Regions from separate parts of the Homo sapiens genome. Here region 1 is linked to region 2. A link is an interaction called in ENCODE POLR2A ChIA-PET data of the cell type or tissue named here. Cell type or tissue: Panc1. All regions are shown on one strand. Region 1 overlaps BCAS4 (breast carcinoma amplified sequence 4). Region 2 has its middle 24 kb from the start of BCAS4.

Region 1 (4,000 bases), 78 kb before region 2:
GAAGCCTTCAGAACATCTGCTGATGACTATTTATTGAACACCTACTATGTGCTCTACCGGGGGGGAGACTCAAACACACCAGCAGGCACCAAGAGTGAGCACGGTAGGCCAGATGCTGGCTGGGCAGGGACGCCGCTCAGGGGCCCACTCAAACCTCTGCTTCTTCATGAGAAGCCACAAGGGCAAAGTTGGGGTGCTTCCAGATAGGCCTCAACAAAGAGCAACCCCCCCAAATAAAAACTACTTGCTGTCAGAAGGAACTTCCTCCCCTCTCATCCTCAAAAATCTCACATGAAATTTGCTTTTTGGCAACTAACTCAAGTTAAATATATCCATATACCACGCTGGCCGAAGAGCAAGTGTGGTTGAGGCAGAACTAGCCCAAAGATCTCGAGTTTGCAGCCTTGGCAGTTGAAGTTTCAGTCCCTGCCCTTGGGAAGCTCACAGAGGGAGGTAGAGACACACCTGACCAGCTGACCAAGGTCAAAGCTGGATCAAATCCCAGCTCTGCCAGTTACACTGTGTGACTCTGAGCAAGTGAAGAGCCCCCTCTGAGCCTCAGGTCCTTTCTTTGTAAACTAGAATAATAGCATCTGCCTCTGGTGTTGTTACAGGAAATTGAGATGAGGCACAGAAAGCCCTTCGTATACAGTAGGGGCTCAATATAACTATTGGCTGTTAGTCATGTTGCTGTTTAGAGTTGAAGAGTTCCAACCAGGGCTGGTGCATAAAAGTGGAGAAGATGCCGCTCTACTTCTCCCTGGTCTCAAATCCTCCACAGTGGAGGGGACGAAGAGGTACAGGTCATCAGCCTAAAGTCCAGAGCTGGGGCTATGCTGGCTGCAGCCCATGGTACAACACAGTTTTATTATTTTTAATTTTTTAGAATAGAGACAGGGTCTCACTGTGTTGCCCAGGCTGGTCTCGAACTCCTGGGCTCAAGTGATCCTCCTGCCTTGGCCTTCCAAAGTGCTGGGATTACAGGTGTGAGCCACTGCTCCAGCCACAACATGTTTTTCCACACAGTATTCAACAGTTAGAAAAATACTGACTTTTTGACATGGGAAGATTCATAAAACAAAAAACAACAACAACAAAAAACCCTCCAAATGTCCAGCTTTCTCCCCCATATAGGAAAACCTGGTGACCACTGGCCGCCATTTATGCGAGGCTGGCGCCAGGCAAAGGTTCCACTCCTGTACACGAGGCATGGGGTCTGCAATTCGCCACAGTCCCCACCACTCCCTCCTGTCTCATGCCCAGAAGACTCACTCACTCATTGCTGTTACCAGATCACCCTGGGAGCGCTGCAACTGTGGGACCAGGTGACATCTCACACCCTGCCTGTCCTGGCTCTGCTTTGCTCCAAAGCCACCCTGGCTCCCCTCCAGCCCCTCTGCCCATCTTTCTTTCTGGGAAGGTCTCAGCAAGCACGGTCTCCCCAGGCCTCTGCTGCCCTGGTGGGGGTAGGGGTGAACAGGTGGGCCAGGCAGCCCCGAGTCCCAGCCAAGCTTCCCTCCCCCAGGGCAGCATCGCTCTGTGCAGGAGTCAGGAGTTGGCCCAGTCAGCTTTGCTGTCAGCCAAAGAGCTTCCCTGGGAAGCACCGTGTTCTTCTCCATCAGAAAAATTAATCAAAATGACACCTCGTGAACAAGATGTTTTGGCGGCAGAAAACAAACAGTGGTTTACAACAAATTAGTGAGGCTGCTCTGTGCCCCTGGGCACGTGAGCCAGGAGGAGGGCCGGCCTGGCATGGTCAGCAGGAAGCTGGCCCGGCCAAGGGGACACCTGCTGTGGCCTCTGTGCACTTCCGAGGTCCGCAGCCCGCAGGGCTCCAGCCCCATTTCACACTTTCACTTCCGCACATGCCTGAAACCATCTCCAGATGTGAGGGGCCCTCCGCAAGCAGGCGCTGGGCTGATGGCTGCCCCCTCTAGCAGGGTCTCAGGGACATTTGTCTGGAAGACCTGGGCCCCTTTCTGGAGACTCTTTTCTTTCCTCTGACCGGACAAGGGCCCTGAGACCTGGCAAGGGGAGGATTCCAGAGAGCTCAGGGCACAGCATTAGATATTTCCAGGGGAGGAAACATTCCAAACAACCAAACCTGCAGCCTGGAGGGCACCCACGTGCCCTGCTCAGCTCTGGTGTTCAAGTCCTAAGACGTCACAGACCCCGAATGCCAGCCTGAGCTCAGAGCAGAGAACGAGCCCTGGTTTCTTGCCAAGTGAAGCAAATTTGGCCAAGTCCCTCCCCTGCTACAAGAATCGCCCTTAGAATAGTGTTAAATTCCTCTGTGTGGCCTTGAGACCCTGCACAATCTGGTCCCTGCTACCTCCCAGACCTTCTCTCTCTCCACTCTGCCCTGGCTCATGCAGGCAGCCCACGCTGGACTAGCAATTTCTCAAGCACCAAGCTCAGGTGTGTTGCAGAGATTCTGCAATGGCAGTTCCCTTGGCCGGGAGCGCTCTTTCTTCTGACTCCACACCCACACTTACTCATCATCTAGCTCTCAGCTTCCACAGCCCCTCCTCAGAGGCCACTCCTGACCCCTCAGACCTGGGATCCCTTTTAATTTTTTGTACATTTTATTTTGCAGAGACAGGGTCTCACTCTGTCACCCAGGCTGGAGTGCAGTGGTGCAATCTCGACTCACTGCAGCCTTGAACTCCTGGGCTCAAGCAATCTTCCCACCCCAGCCTCCCAAGTAGCTGGGACCACAGGCACGCACTACCATGCCCAGCTAAAGGGCCCCCTTTAGAAACAGCCATCTAACTGAATTTTCTGTTTTTTTTTGTTGTTGTTGCTATTGTTTGAGACAGAGTCTTGCTCTGTTTCCCAGGATGGAGAGCAGTGGTACGATTATGGCTCACTGCAGCCTTGACCTCCTGTGCTCAAGTGATCCTTCCACCTCCTGAGTAGCTGGGAATACAGGCATGCACCACCACCCCTGGCAAAGTTTTGTATTTTTTTTGGTAGAGATGGGGTTTCGCATATTGCCCAGGCTGGTCTGGAACTCCTGGGCTCAAGTGACCCACCCACCTAGGCCTCCCAAAGTGCTGGGATTACAGGCGTGAGCCACCGTGTCCCACCTGTAACTGAATTTTCTTTGAATTTGGTCACTGTCTGTATTCTTGCACCAGACACAAGCTCCCTGAAGAGATCACAGCTCTCTACCAAGGCAATATGTGATGGAAAGAAGAACGTGGATTCATATCCTCATGTCCAACTGTGTGATCCTGGGTAAGTTACTTACCCTCTCTATGCCTCAGTTTCCTCAGCTGTAAGATGGAGATAGAAATAGCACCTCCCTTGTGGGATGTTATGAGGATTGACAAGCTGAAAACAGTGCCTGGCACAGCAGGGCTGGCTCTGTCAGCTGCCCCGTGATTCCCGCTCACCGCTGAGCACTAAGTGTTGAGTCTGTCCTGGACCACTCCATTCCTCACAAGCAAAGCTGGCTTTTCAACCGGGTGCAGCGGCTCACACCTATAATCCCGACACTTTGGGAGGCCGAGGTGGGTGGATCACTTGAGGTCAGGAGTTCGAGACCAACTTGGCCAATGTGTCGAAACTCCGTCTCTACTAAAAATACAAAAATTAGCCAGGCATTGTGGTGCGCGCCTGTAATCCCAGCTACTCGGGAGGCTGAGGCAGGAGAATCGCTTGACCCCAGGAAGCGGAGGTTGCAGTGAGCTGAGATCACTCTACCGGCTGGCTTTTCAGGTGGCCGACGCTCTTCCGCTCCATGCTCGGAATCCCTCCTGAGAGTTCCGGAGCTTTCCTCCTCTGCTTTAGCGTGGGCCCTCATCATTTTCCATCAAATCCAAACAGTTTTCTAGCAAGCAAAGCCTCTCATGAACCTGCCCGTGCCGGCTCACTGACTCAGTCAGACTCTCTGAGGCTTAATTTTTTTTTGAACTTTAAAGATATTATTTTAAGCTGGGCGTCGTGGGTCACGCCTGTAATCCCAGCACTTTGGGAGGCCGAGGTGGGCAGATCA
Region 2 (4,000 bases):
TGAAGTCTTGTTCTGCTGCCCAGGCTGGAGTGCAGTGGCACAATCTCAGCTCAGTGCAGCCTCTGCCTCCTAGGTCAAGTGATCCTCCTGCCTCAGCCTCCCGAGTAGCTGAGACTACAGTTGTGTACCACCATGCCTGGCTAATTTTTGTGTTTTTAGTACAGATGAGGTTTCACCATGTTGGCCAGGCTGGTCTCGAGCTTGTGACCTGAAGCAATCTGCCTGCCTTGGCCTCCTAAAGTGCTGGGATTACAGGCATGAGCCACCCCAGACGGGCATAAGATACATTCTTCAACCATCAGATTAGTGCCAATCCACAGGATTGGCAAAGCTGTGGGGAAACAGGCACTCTTGTCTTTGGTAGATGGGAGTGTCTTTGGTGGTTCACCCCAAAGAGGACAAGTTGGCAGTATCTATCAGAATTAGAAAGTCATATGCTTTTTGACTCAGTAATCCCTCTTCTAGGAATTTACTTCAGAAATATATTTCCACATGTGCAAAATGACTTCTCAGTACAACCAGTGATTGCCGTGTAGCCCCTCCCTTCCCCCAGGTCTTCTGTATCACTCTCTCCCAGCCTGCAGGCCTCACAACCAAGGCCACTTCCTCACAGAGGTCCTCCCTGACCCCCTTGGCTAACGTGGCCTTGCCCCTCACCCATATCCTTCAAAGAGCTCATCACTGTTCTGACTGTCTTATTCATCAGTTAATCAAGTATCCTTCTCAAGAATCTTAACTCCAGGGGGCAGGGAGTTTTTCTGTCTTTTAAAAAAAAATTGTTTAGGGCTGGGCACATGCCTGTAATTACGGGCTCGCATCTGTAATCCCAGCACTTTGGGAGGCTGAGGCAGGTGGAACACCTGAGGTCAGGAGTTCGAGACCAGCCTGGCCAACATGGTGAAACCCCGTCTCTATTAAAAATACAAAAATTAGCCGGGTGTGGTGGTGCACGCCTATAATCCCAGCTTGAACCCAGGAGGTGGAGGTTGCAGGGATCTAAGATCACACCATTGCACTCCAGACTGGCCGACAAAGCAAGACTTCATCTCAAAAAAAAAAATTTTTTTTTATAGAGATGGGTCTTGCTATGTGGCCCAGGCTGGTCTCAAACTCCTGGCCTCAAGCCATCCACATGGTGTGAGCCACCATGCCCAGCCTGCTGGTTTTTAAAGAGCATATTTAAATGAAAAGAGACAAATTTAAAGGACCCTTGGTTTAAATAGAGCAGGTTGGAACCACCTTCAGGGCAGCCCATGGTCCTGGCTCTGCCATCCTCCAGAACCACCTGGAGCCAGGAGGGGACACCCAAGGTGTCTCTGCAGAGGACAGCGGCCTGATGGATAGACACATAATGAGTGCCCTGATTTCTGATTTAAGAGAAGAACAAGCACTTCCTTGGGAAGCCCCAGTGTCCCCTGCGCTCCACTGTCCCAGGACTGCAGGCAAAGGGACGCCTCCTGACCGCAGAATAGTCAACAGCAGGCACGGGAGTGAGGACCGGGATCCAGGGAGGCCGCTTCCCTCTGTCTATCAGTCTGCAGCCCTGGGTCCCAGCTCACTCCATTGGGGTTTTCCCAGATAAAGATGACTCATGAATTTCTGTGAATTATGCAGAGGGCATTTTAATTCAAATGGCCCCATCGCTGCCCCATCACCACTCCCACCAACCATGCCAGGGGTCAGCCAGGGGTCACCTTGAAGACAAAGTCTCTCTTTGGGAAAGAAGCCTCTTTTTTTTTTTTTTGAGACAGAGTTTTGCTCTTGTTGCCCAGGCTGGAGTGCAATGGCACAATCTTGGCTCACTGCAACCTCCACCTCACAGGTTCAAGCGATTCTCTTGCCTTAGCCTCCTGAGTAGCTGGGATTACAGGCATGAGCCACCATGCCTGGCTAATTTTGTATTTTTAGTAGAGACAGGGTTTCTCCATGTTGGTCAGGCTGGTCTCAAACTCCTGACCTCAGGTGATCCGCCCACCTTGGCCTCCTAAAGTGCTAGGATTACAGGTGTAAGCCACCACACCCGGCCAGGAAAGAAGCCTCTTGAGGCCACTGTGGGGGTGGCTGTGTATCGGGGCACCAGGTGGGAAGGCAGCTGGGGCCTGCCCAGTCTAGGGAAGAGAGCATGGGGGAGTGGAGGGTGATGGGGTAGCACGAGGGAGCGAGGGAAGCTGGGTCTCCAAGAAGCACAGGCTGAATGGGAATCCCATCTCAAACGTGCCCCACCCTGGTCTCCAGCTGTAGGAGCAGTGATAAGGATGAGGACAGGTAGGAGGGACTGAGATGAGATGAGAGCAATTGGAGCCTGGAGAGAGACCCCTGACACTGAGGGAGTGAGGTGACCTGGTGGTCACTGTTCCAGGCCAAGCACCTTTGTTCAACTGTCAAAAACTAGAAACAGGCCGGGTGCGGTGGCTCATGCCTGTAATCCCAGCACTTTGGGAGGCCGAGGTGGGTGGATAACTTGAGGTCAGGAGTTCAAGACCAGCCTGGTCAGTATGGTGAAACCCCATCTCTACTAAAAACACAGAAATTAGCCAGGTGTCGTGGTGCATGCCTGTAATCCCAGCTACTCGGGAAGCTGAGGCAGGAGAATTGTTTGAACCCAGGAGGCGGAGGTTGCGGTGAGCCAAGATGGCGCCACTGCACTCCATCCTGGGTGACAGAGCGAGGCTCTGACTCAAAAAACAAACAAACAAACAAACAAACAAACCTGAAAACAGCAATAATGTCAGTGGTACCCAACACGGCCACAGGACTTGTGCAGTGCCAGGCATTGCTCAAAGAATTCACTCATTGAATTGCTGGTACCCAGGAAGTCTGGCCTCAAGCCTGTGCTCTGCCCCCGCTGAGCAGACACCACTCTTTCTGAGTGACCCCGGACACTGGGCTGGACACACAGCCTCTCACTCACCCCCACAGCTCCCCGGGGGCAGGGCACTGTTACCATTGTACAGACCAGGAGGCTGAGGCTCTTCAGGATGGAGCCACCTGAAGTGGCAAGTTGGTAGCATTGTACCTCCAATGACTCACCTAAAATACCTGCATAAAAATCCAGGTGCAGTGGCACTCGCTTATAGTCCCAGATACCTGGGAGGCTGAGGCAGGAGGAGCACTTGAGCCCAGGAAGTTTGAGGCCAGCTTGGGCAACACAGTGAGCCAAAAATAAATAAATACAATACAGGTAAAGTGCTTGTATATAGGCAGTGTGGTGCAGGTGTGTGTACGCCTGACCTAGGTCCCAGGAGTGACTAAGGGACACGCAGAGTGGGGCTCTCCAATCAGAAGCCCTCACTCTGGAATTGGTTATGGGAGGGTCCCTGGACCTCAGCATGTAACGCTTTGCTGTGGAGGCTGTCCTGTGGGTTCAGCAGTGTCCCCACACCAGGAGCACAGCCTGTGACAGCCTGGCACATCTCCAGACACTGCCACACGTCCCTGTGCTAAAGGCATCTCTTCGGACCTGGGCTGGAGCGTTCATTAACCCGTATGGTGGCTTAGGCATAATTTTCCATGGGCGAAATGAGTAGTATTGAAGACACTATGGTATTTGGTTGGCTACAGTATTGCTCGGGCACCTTCCCCTCACACGAACAGGTGTGGGACTCTGGCAGACCACACAGCCTGACACCTATGGAGCGGCCCTGGGTCTGCGGCTCCCACAGGGCCTCTGCCACTCCAGCCGTGACACACACACATGCTGTCACCAGCCTAGGATGTGCACAAAGCCTGTAGGTCTGAGACCAAGGACATGAGCTTGGAGGAGCTGGCTGGATTCCTCAGACCTCTGGGGCCCGTTTGCCAGAGCAGAGCCGAGACCTGCCTGAGACCTGCCTTCATTGCAACCCTGGCCCTGTGGCACGGCTGCAAGGGAGGAGAGAGCGGGTGAAGGGCTGCTTCCCCTTTCCATCCAAAAACACACAAACAAAGACGCCTGAGCTTGGTGAACACACGCACTGGTCAGGCTCAGCTCCACACAGGGAGGATGTAGATTCAAACCCAG

Evidence for each region. ChIA-PET counts read pairs that join two places held together with the same protein. Peaks named below come from ENCODE experiments on the same cell type or tissue, not always from the same donor. Only the 100,000 strongest peaks of a DNase experiment are listed, where the experiment ranks them.
Region 1: POLR2A ChIA-PET joins it to region 2 with 9 read pairs; 3 of 35 experiments call an interaction of 5 or more read pairs at or near these places.

What each region holds. Positions count from the first base shown.
Region 1 is chr20:50,846,851-50,850,850 of GRCh38, reverse strand. The region is part of intron 4 of BCAS4 (breast carcinoma amplified sequence 4); the gene reads right to left. Among named protein-coding and RNA genes, the nearest start is that of BCAS4, 54 kb to the right of the region's middle. RefSeq lists enhancers at 1,189-1,796, 1,797-2,405. In Panc1, no CTCF peak of the experiment used is centred here; no DNase peak of the experiment used is centred here; H3K4me3 peaks cover 613 bases.
Region 2 is chr20:50,769,207-50,773,206 of GRCh38, reverse strand. No RefSeq gene overlaps it. Among named protein-coding and RNA genes, the nearest start is that of BCAS4, 24 kb to the left of the region's middle. In Panc1, no CTCF peak of the experiment used is centred here; no DNase peak of the experiment used is centred here; H3K27ac peaks cover 1,966 bases.